2 separate regions of the Homo sapiens genome follow, and region 1 is linked to region 2. Evidence: chromatin contacts called from ENCODE Hi-C data. All regions are on one chromosome and are shown on one strand. The core of a region is the stretch at or near the end of the contact, and the rest is flanking DNA. Distances in the headings are between cores, read along the strand shown.

Region 1 (5,250 bases), core at 1,960-4,459, 6.5 Mb after region 2:
TTGTGAAAAAAGAAAGGTTTGGGTTGACATTTAGCATGCTAGATGAGTCGAACCCCTTAAGCAAAGAATTATGATAGACAAAACTAACCCAGAGGAGGATGTGAGAGGGGCTATGGTTTGAAGTTATGTGCCTAGCTGTCAGACGGACACATCGTAATTTTTTAGTATTTATTTGTACACATAACACTATTTTGGGTGGGAAGATACAAAAGCAATAGAAAAAGTCCACCTCCCACCCCCCGCCTCAAAAGAGTTCCTGAAATGGCTGATGAGTCAGCCCTACTCACTGAGTTTGCATGCAGAAGGAAGTCAGGCCAAAGGTTTGGTAAAACCTAAGTCAGTATCTCCTGGCTCTAGGACTTAACCCAGTTCCTAGCAGAGTAAGGTATAACTGATGGCCACAGAAGTGTACAGAAATAATAGCAGCAACTAACATTTATTAAGTGCTTCCATTATACATTTATGTGCTATATACTTTACATCAATTATTTCACTTAATTCTTAAAACAACCTTGTAAAGTAGGAAGTTTTATTATGGCTCTGAACAGAACCATCATACAGAGAAGTTAGCTCATGCTGAAGTGTACTAAGGGTTTTTTGTTTGTTTGTTTGTTTGTTTTCTGGAACCCTTCACTAGGCTGCCAAGACACCTGCCTTGGATCTCCTTCTACTTCCCTGGTTGTTCCTTTACCATCGCCTTTGCTGAGTCCTCCTCCTCTTCTTTTTTAATGTTGGAGTGCCCCAGGGCTTACTTCTTGGTCTACTTCTTTTCTCTAGCTACATAATCTAGTTGATCTCAATACCCATCTGTATACTAACAACTTCCAAATTTATATCTACCCCAGATACATATATCTAATTGTCTACACCTATCTTCACATGGATGTTTAACAGACATCTCAAACTTACCATATCTAAATCAGAGTTTACAAATACAATCTCCACCCCGCCCTCCAATATTTGTTCTTTCTCAATATCCCCAATCCCAGTAAAGGGCAACTCAATTCTCCCCAGAGATCAGAACAAAACCCTTAGGATCATCTTTCTTTTATATGCTAATCTGTCAGCAGTTCCTGAGTACTTTACCTTCTAAACAGATTCAGAACCTGTTCACTTTTCTCAGTCACTCGGACTCTAATCCAAGCCATCCTTACCTTTCATCCCAGCTAGGCTAATCTCTTTGCTTGCTCTCTTGCCTCGCTATGCATGTTGCCCATACAGCAATCAGTCATCTTTTTTTTTAAAAAAAACTTTGTATTATGAACTTTTATTTATTTATGAATTTTGAGACGGAGTCTCGCTCTGTTGCCTGGGCTGGAGTGCAGTGGCCCGATCTCGGCTCACTGCAACCTCCGCCTCCTGGGTTCGAGTGATTCTCCTGCCTCAGCCTCCTCAGTAGCTGGGATTACAGGCACCCACCACCACACCCGGCTATTTTTAGAAGAGACGGGATTTCGCCATGTTGGACAGGCTGGTCTTGAACTCCTGACCTCAGATGATCCGCCCGCCTCGGCCTCCCAAAAAGTGCTGGGATTACAGGCGTGAGCCACCGCGCCCGGCCCATTATTATCTTTTAAAACATACACATAAACACACATAAATGATGACCACCCCTATGCACCCAACACTTAGCCTCAAAAATTAACATTTTGCAAATATTCATCTATTCACTTCTCTGTCCTTTTTTTTTTTTTTTTTGAGACGGAGTTTGTTTCGCTCTTGTTGACCGGGCTGGAGTGCAATGGCACGATCTCGGCTCATCGCAACCTCTGCCTCCCTAGTTCAAGCGATTCTCCTGCCTCAGCCTCCCGAGTAGCTGGAATTACAGGCATGCACCACCATGCCCGGCTAATTTTTTGTATTTTTAGTAGAGACGGGGTTTCTCCATGTTGGTCAGGCGGATCTCGAACTCCCGACCTCAGGTGATCGGCCCGCCTCGGCCTCCCAAAGTGCTGGGATTACAGGCGTGAGCCACGGCGCCCGACCTCTGTCCTTCTTTTTGTGGGATATTTTCAAACAAATCCCAGAAAAGTCATCCTTTTAATGATCAGATCAAGCTACTCACCACTTTCTAATTGCTTCTAATCTCAGTAAAAGCCAAGTCCTTTATCACGGCCTGCAAGGCCTGGGTGATCTGTGATTACTCCTCGCCACACCCATTCCTGCCGCCGTCCTCCTGACCTCACTCTGCTTCATTAGAGGGTCTCCCACCCTCGCGGCCCCAGCAAGCATCATCTGGAAAGCTTGTTAAAGCACACGCTGCTGGGCCCCACCCCCAGAGTTTCTGGTTCAGTAGGGCTAAAGTGGGACTGGAAAATTCGCATCTCTAACAAGTTCGCAGGTGCTACTGCTTCCAGCGGGCATACTTGGAGAACCACCAGCTGCACTGTTCTCCTTCCCGTTCCTCAACAAGGCAGGCAGGATCTTGCTTAGCAGTCTCCACGCTGCTCTTCCCTCTGCCCTAGGCATTCTTTGCATTACTCAAAGCCCCTGTTATTCCATCTCTTTAACTCATGCCTTTTGAGAGGCCTTCTCTGACCACTCTTTCTAAAATCTCTTTCCCTCTCCTCATCCTCATTTATGTTTCTTCATGGTAAGCATCACTTACTGTTTCCGTCACCCCGTCTAGATGGACAGCTCCACAAGCAGAAAGACTTGGTTTTGCTGTCACAGCCGCAGCACTAAAACCTTGCTTAGCAGGTGCTCACTTCACTTGTCCAAGGAATGGCTAGCATACTGAGGAGGGAGAGCCTGCTTCCTGCCTGGGACACTGGACAGGCAAATCACTTCTTCTTGCCTCAGTGCCACCCTTTGTAAGGACACTGGTTGGTTATGCCTACCCTTCCCATCTCCCTGGGTACAGGCACAAATGAAAAGAATAACGTGTACACGCCCGCGAAGCAGAGCAGCAAGTGGATACCGAGCATTATTACGCCGTGCGTTCGGCCGCCCTTTTTCTGCACGGAGAACCCCCTCCGCTCCCATTTTCCAGCGCCCCCGTCCCGGCGATCCAGAGACCCGCTGTGGGCGGCCGCCGCCCGCGTCCCGGCCTGCGGGCCAGCGTCTGGGCACGCCCGCCCCGCACCCGGCTGGCGCCCGCCCGCCCGCCTCCAGAAGCAGAAGCGGCAGCGGCAGCGGCAGCAGCAGCAGCAGGAGGAAGGGGAGGCGCCGAGGGAGGGGTACTCGGCCGCCGCGGGAGGCCGCATCGCAGTCCCGTCACAGCGTCGGCGCCGGCCGGGGCCGAACCCGGAAGTGGCCGAGCCCGCGCGCCCGCCGGTCCCGTCGCCGCCGCCCCGCACTCGGGCGAGCGCGGGAGCCGCGCAGTAGACGGAGCGCGCCCGGCCGAGCGGGCCATGGCCGCGGGGGCCGCCGCCGCAGGTGGTGGCGCGCGGTGAGGAGAGCGCGGCGCCCCCTCCGGGGCGGATGGAACGCGGCTCGGCGGGCGGGCAGTGCCGGCGTCCGCGGCTGGAATGGTGCTGGCTGTGTTGGTCGGTGCCTGCGTTCTGAAGCCCGAGAGGAGCCACAATGGAGACGCCGCCGCTGCCTCCCGCGTGAGTGAGCGGGCGGGCGGGCTGCGCCGCTGCGGATAAGCGCGCCGCTGCGGCGCGTGTCGCCGGCCGCGGGCGCAGCTCTGGGGACAGCCGCCGGGGCCGGCGGGAGGTGGGAGATGCGGGGCGTGACGAGGCGCTGTGCCCGCAGTCCTGAGCGGACGCGGACGGAAACTCAGCCTGGCCAGGCGGTGACTTAAAACGCTGCCCAGGATTTCTGGGGAAGGGTCTTCCCCATCTCGGGCGGATAGAAGATTCGGGGTGGGGCTGTGCATGGGTGACCCTGCAGGTCCTGTGTGTACCTCCCTGAAATGCATGGGCACCTGGTGCCGAGTTTGCCTACCCCTTTATAAGAGATCAGGCTAGGATGCACTGAGTCCGTTGAAAAAAGGAAACTGGAAAGTACCAGTCACCCGCTGTCTAAATGAATTGATCTTAGGTTGCTTGATTCCCCGAATTTCTAACAAAATTAATATCTGAGGAGCTTTTGCATCACTCTAAATGAGCGGCGGCCGTTCAGGGCATGTGACCTCTTTTACCTGGCACTGCAGAACGTTTTATCCAGAAATCAGCATCTTCTGTTTCGTTCGTACCTCGGGCAAATTAGTAGCGTATCGACCTGCCAGGCACAGGTGTCTTTTTTCTTTGGTACCCAAGTACATTCAAGATCACTGGCAACAGAATTACTTTCTAGAAATAATAGCTGAAACATTATGTAGAAGACATTATTGCATTATTCAGAACAAGGGTTTTTTTTTTAAATTTTAGTTTTTAGTTTTAAAAACATCTTGGTAAAAGTGAACTGTAAATACCCAGGAGTTTCGAAAATTTCAATTTTGGTTCCCTCTTCTCTTAGGAAGGAACAAGAGTCCTTTGAATCTGACTTTTCAAATCGCAGACAAACCTCATCCTGAAGAATGGTTTACCTTTTCATGAGAGCTTATTCATGGAGGCTTGTCGTTCTCCGGTCAAATTTGGCAAGCTTCACTCCATGCCGATTGTACCGCACCAGTCTCTTGTGGTTATTTGGCAGAATTCCAGCCAAAATAAGGATACTTGGCTTGGGTTGAATAATTTTTTGATGTTCAGCCCTTTTAGGAGAGCTAATGGGATTCTGGAACGACAGTTTCTAAAAGTGCGTTTCAGAATTTTTAGCTTGAGTGGAACAGGTCGTGGAAATCTAGGGGGTAGATAAGACTCTTGAATTGGCCTTCCTGGGCTGACAGAAGCAGGGGCTTAGTCACCTCTCGATAGCTGTGGCTTTGAGGGCTCTGAGATTTGGTCATGTTCTTCAGCAGGCTGGAGGAAGGCACCTGAACCCCTAGGAAATATGATGGTGGATGGTTCACATCAGCAGCATGAGCACACGGGGGTCTGCCCAGGCTCAGAAGCACTTAAAGCAGGATATGCTAGCTGTATTTAGCCAACATATGGTATATAATATGTAACATGTAGGTATGCTATCTGTAGTAAACCTGCCTTCTACATAAGTTCCTGCAGTTCGTTTTTACTTTTGGAACAGAGGGAGCTAAAGGAAAGAACAAGGGAATACTTAGAATGCAGGTGAAAAGAAGGGTGTGGGAAAGCAGCCTCTGGAGGGAGGGAGGGAATAGAGACACAGATGATTTAAATTGAAATAATAAAAAATAGAATTGATGTATGCATTGAAACATTGATAAACTGACTCTAGGGTAGATCAGCT
Region 2 (5,324 bases), core at 2,710-5,209:
CAAACGCTTCAGGCTTTTCACCATCTGAATCCAACCTATTTTCACTGCCTGATCCCTGCTAACATTCAGAAAATCGGTTCAAATGATACCTCCCCTATAAAACTGTCACTGAAATCCCTAAGCTGTATGTCCTAATTTTTCTCCCATAGTATCTTGACTCTGCCTACATAACATATGGCATTATGATCTGCCCCTTCCAGCAATGATCTCCTTAAGTACACCAACTGTATTGTTTTACATCCTTATAACTATGTGCATGTACACATAGTACATATTAGTTACTCAATAATGTCTGCTGAATACAGACCAATGATTCCCAGTAGATTTGTTCTACCCTAATGGAAAATTTTCAGCAAATATATCACTTTGTGTCAAAGGTTACCAAGATTGCTTTCATGTTCAGAGAACCCTAGAGCTCACACAAATCAGTATGTGGTTGGATCACAGTGGTAAGGATACACAGCGAGATGACGGGAAAGACACAGGCAGAGTCTGGAAAAATCCATGTGCAGGCTTCCTTATGCTTTCTCCGTCCCATGAAGTGCTACAGAACACACACTTCCCCCAGCAACAAAAATGCAGCAACATGTACACAGTATTTCTGCCCAGGAGAGCCAATTAGAGACTCAGCACCCAAGGTATTTATTGGGCACACTCTACCTAGCATGTACCAAAATTCCAGACTCCCCAAAAGAGAGCACACATTCATGTTTGTACAAATAGGCTAGGCATAGTAAATCACCATTACTATTTAGGAAATGGTACAAGTGTCAAGTTCCCAGACTCCAAACAAGTGCTACTCTTGCAGGCAGACCTTTCTAAAGATAGCAGTCTCACACTTGCTATGTTAAATATTTTCTGCATATAGTTTATTAGCATATTTCAAGTTTTTATTAAACATGAAAGTAAACATTTTAAATATTTTTTAAAAAGTTAATTTTTTCTTAATAAATCGTTTAAAAAATGTTGCTCTTGTGATTATTGCTTATTTGCCTATTTATTAAACAAATACTTACTGAGTTCTTACTCAATAACTGTATTAGATGCCAAAAACAAAATGGTGAAAACATACAGTTCTTGAACTCATAGAGCCTGCAGTCTATTGGGAGAACCATTATCACTAAACAAAAGTATGATTCATTACAAAGTGTAATAAGCAGTATGAAATGGCATATTTTGACCACACTATCACCCATGTGCCCAAAACACTGAATCTTCAAATCTGCTGCCTTCCCAAGCACTCAGGCCCAAAAATTATGCATTTTTTTGTTTGTTTGTTTGTTTGTTTGTTTGTTTGAGGCAGAGTCTCACTCTGTCGCCCAGGATGGAGTGCAGTGGCGTGATCTCGGCTCACTGCAAGCTCCACCTTCTGAGTTCATGCCATTCTACTGCCTCAGCCTCCCGAGTAGCTGGGACTACAGGCGCCCACCATCACACCCGGCTTATTTTTTGTATTTTTAGTAGAGACGGGGTTTCACCGCGTTAGCCAAGATGGTCTCGATCTCCTGATCTCGTGATTCACCCGCCTCAGCCTCCCAAAGTGCTGGGATTACAGGCGTGAGCCACTGCGCCCGGTCTATGCATAACTTTTTTGTCACCAGGCAATGAAGCTACCTAAGGTTGGTTGACTACGGCCTTCCTTTCTCAATCAAATCATCTTAGAGTGAAGGAGAATGAGAGGATGGGTAAAGCTAGGGGAGTCCATTTCTCTATAGATAAACCTTAGTACCATAAGTAATTCCACCTCGCACAGCCTAACCTTTACGAAACTGCGTTACTGCCTCAGACATGGACGCTAATAGTACTTTTTAAGCTTCACTTCCTACTTAGTGTTTTCTTCCCCAAATCCTAAAGAACAGGACTTGTCTGTATGAAGAATAACAAGATTAAGAAAATTTACACATACTTCGATGAAAAGGGCATCCTTTGAAATGGAGAGGTTTCCCAGTCGTGTGTCCAATGCCTTTTTCTCCTGTACACAGTGCACGAAAATTTTCCGCAGTTTTGGGTACGATATCTGCAAACAATTCTAAGACAATTCGACCAACTAAAAGAAAAGAAAATCTTGTCAGTATGCAAAACAACCAAATAGACAAATGATAAAAAGAAGGTTGGTATAATTATGGTAGCAGATCAATCATGAATTACCAAGTTCCCCTTTACTGTAATTTTTCTTTTTTGCAATTTCAAGAACACAACACATTGCTACTAACTATAGTCATTATGTTATACAATAGATCTCTTAAATTTATTCCCCCTTTCTAACTGAAATTAGGTCTCTCGTGATCAACATCTACCCAACCCCTGAAATCCACCATTCCATTCTCTACTTCAAGGTCAACTTTTTAGAAACCACATGTAAGTGAGATCATGCCTTGTCTTCCTGTGCCCAGCTTATTTCATGTAACATAATGTCCTCCATATTAATTCATGTTGTCAGAAGTGACAAGATTTCATTATTTTTTATGGGTGAATAGTACTCCACTGTGCACATATATCAAATTTTAAAAAAAATCCATCTGTAGATGGAAACCTAGTTTGATTCCATTATCTTGGCTATCATGAATAATGCTGCAATGAACATGGGAGTGCAGATACCTCTTTGACATACAAACTTCATTTCCTTTGAATATACTCACTAGAATTAGTGAATCTTATTTTATTCTAATATTCAAATTTAGTCTACCTACTGTCATGTATGTATATAAACAGATTTGAAACATTACACTAAGGATCATAACCAATTATAGTAGCCAAAAGATTAGCACCATGTAAGAGATATCATTAAATACAAATAGTTTTAAATCCTGAGTAATTTCTTCAAGAGGTACTGAGAATTTCCAATCACCAAGCAACCAACGGGAGAAAATTAAACAGTCTTTGGGTGGGCGGACTTGCCACGTGTTACGTATACCTGCAGCCTTTGTGCTCTGAGCAAACTGCCTCATGCAACCTCTGAAGCAAAAGCTGTAAAAATTCCTCCTCTAGATAGCAGCTAAGACAGGTGAGATTAAACCTAGCCCTAGCTAGTTGCAACAAACTGAATGTACGTGTAAACGTGTGTGTGTCCTGTACATGCATTCAAACACATTGCCTGGCCAGCAATTCCAACGTGTTCCAGAACAAGGCCAATCCAGTTACAAAGCAACACGCTCCCTAATTCACCAGGCCTTAGGAACTTCTGAGCGGCTATGTAACCTAGGCAACACCATCACTACGTTGAGCGCATTTTCCCAATGGCAAATTAAGAGAAAATGTTTGCTCATCTGAACGGACCTCTAAATTAAGAATCAGTAATAAGGCAAAAGCAATGAGCAAACAAGTCCCTTTAACGTATAAATAACACAGCACGTGCTGATATATTATCTCATGTGGCAAATATAGTTTCCTGGGGCCCAGCAGACGCATATCCCAGGATATGCTTTCCGAACTGTCCCATTGCAAACATAAAATATTTCATGCTAACTTGGTAGTGCAAAGGTGGCGTGGAAGTGCCACCAAATCAGGAGGCAAACCTAAAGGACGCCACAATTCCCGAACTAGAAATTTCCAGAAACTTCCGCACCACCGATGGCATTGATACAAGGGCGCTGGATCGATCTAGCCCTAGATCTCCGGGCCTGCTCCGGCGGACCAGCCTAGGCAGCCATCCCCTCCGCGAAACTGAGCAGTCACCGGCCGGAGCCGCATTCCGCCCTTGGAATCCCCCAAATCCCGGGAACCCCCGCCTCCTCGGGGCTTTTCCGCGAGCGTCAGACTCCGCTCACCTCGCTCCCCTCCGATGTCCACGTCAAAGAAGACTCGAGGGTTACTGGGGTTGGAGGGCTTGGCTTGGGGGGACGGGTGCGACATCTTGACTTGCAGACGTGTTTAGTACGGAATATCAGAGTACCTAGTGGCCGCCCGGGCCGCCCAAACTCCAGAGTCCGTCTCCGCCGGAGACCGGCAGCGACGCTGACCGGCCACTTCCGACGCAAGAACCGGAAGCCATGGCCTGACTTCCGGCACCGCCCCGCTCCCCCGCGCGGTGTTTCAAAGAGCCTGAGCGACTCCGTGCAGCGAACCGCGTGCCCTCCGCCACCTGTTCCTGGCTTCTCATTTAATGAAGTTGCGATCCCAGTTCTCATTATTCTTCTCGCTTGTGTTTCGTTGTCTTTCCCACCCTCGTGGCGTAGAGAGCTTTGGAGTCAACCCCATGCCAGCGTCAGCTCTGCCACCAAGTTGGGTGTGACTTCTCAGAAACTCAGTTTGCTCCTCTGGAAAAAGAATAAAAACGCTGACCTCGGAAGGTCGTTTTGAGGATTAAAGACATGAATCAGTACAATGCCTGGCATAAACTGGTGGTACCCAACCAATAGGAGCCTTATTATTGCCATGTCGTTACAATTTGATCTTCACATTACAATGTAAGTGGTAAGGCTTAGACTAAACGCTCCAAACAGCTAAAGCTGAGAGTCCAGAAGAGAGCACAGTTTTGATTCCTGATAAAACTGTATTTGGCGGGGCGCGGTGGCTCACGCCTGTAGTCCCAGCACATTGGGAGGCCGAGGCGGGCGGATCATTTGAGGTCAGGAGTTCGAGACCAGCCTGACCAACATGATGAAACCCGTCTCTACTAAAAATAAAAAAAAAAAAAATCACCCGGGCGTGGTGGTGCTTGCCTGTAGTCCCAGCTACTCGGGAGGCTGAGGCAGGAGAATCGCTTGAACCCGGGAGGCGGCGGTTGCAGTGAACCGAGATCGCGCCACTGTACTCCAGACTGGGTGACAGAGCGAAACTGTCCCCCCCCCCCCCAAAAAAAAGAAAAACAAAAAAATACTGTATTACTATAGCCCACTTTTCCCTTATGGGGATCTGTGTAAAACATTTACTTTTTACACACACACACACACACACACACACACACACACACACACATATATATGAGGAGAACATAGCCTTGCCTCTTAATAAAGCCTAATTTTGGAGAAGAGTGGCAATTCCCTGTGTAGATGCTTTGCCCTGTAGTTCTATTGGAGCTCAGCAATTTGGATTCAGCCTGAGGCTTACTTTATCAATAAGGCAGGAGATATCCTTAGATGCTTCACATTTTTTTTTCTTATGAGAAAGTAAAAAGTATTGGAATCCAGCACTCAAATAATGTCTCAAAAGCCAGGAGCCTTGTGTCAACAGCAGCAGCCAGAGTGGCTTTTTGGAAGGAAAGACCAGTGCTAATTTTCCCCTATCAGAGCTGTCACCATCCCTCTAGATGAAGGCTCCTGCCCTACTTGCTACCCGGTCTTAGGATAAGTAAAAGTTAGAAGGGTTACGGTTAAAGAACAACT

What was found. Hi-C counts contacts between places; a loop is a spot of excess contacts on that map. Pooled maps may share reads with other maps.
Region 1: a loop to region 2 is called in a pooled map, with 4 times the contacts of the local background. The contact joins the promoter of KLHL2 here to the promoter of PPID in region 2. A Hi-C loop is called at or near these places in 3 of 50 pooled maps.

Annotation. Positions count from the first base shown.
Region 1 is chr4:165,204,352-165,209,601 of GRCh38, forward strand. It overlaps KLHL2 (kelch like family member 2), which reads left to right and starts at 3,210. Exons shown (of 15, transcript NM_007246.4): 1 at 3,210-3,551. The coding sequence starts at 3,526. RefSeq lists an enhancer at 2,831-3,331 and a silencer at 2,862-3,511.
Region 2 is chr4:158,719,437-158,724,760 of GRCh38, forward strand. PPID (peptidylprolyl isomerase D) reads right to left here and starts at 3,960. Exons shown (of 10, transcript NM_005038.3): 1 at 3,768-3,960; 2 at 1,907-2,047. The coding sequence starts at 3,852. RefSeq lists enhancers at 3,370-3,953, 3,587-4,066, 3,954-4,538.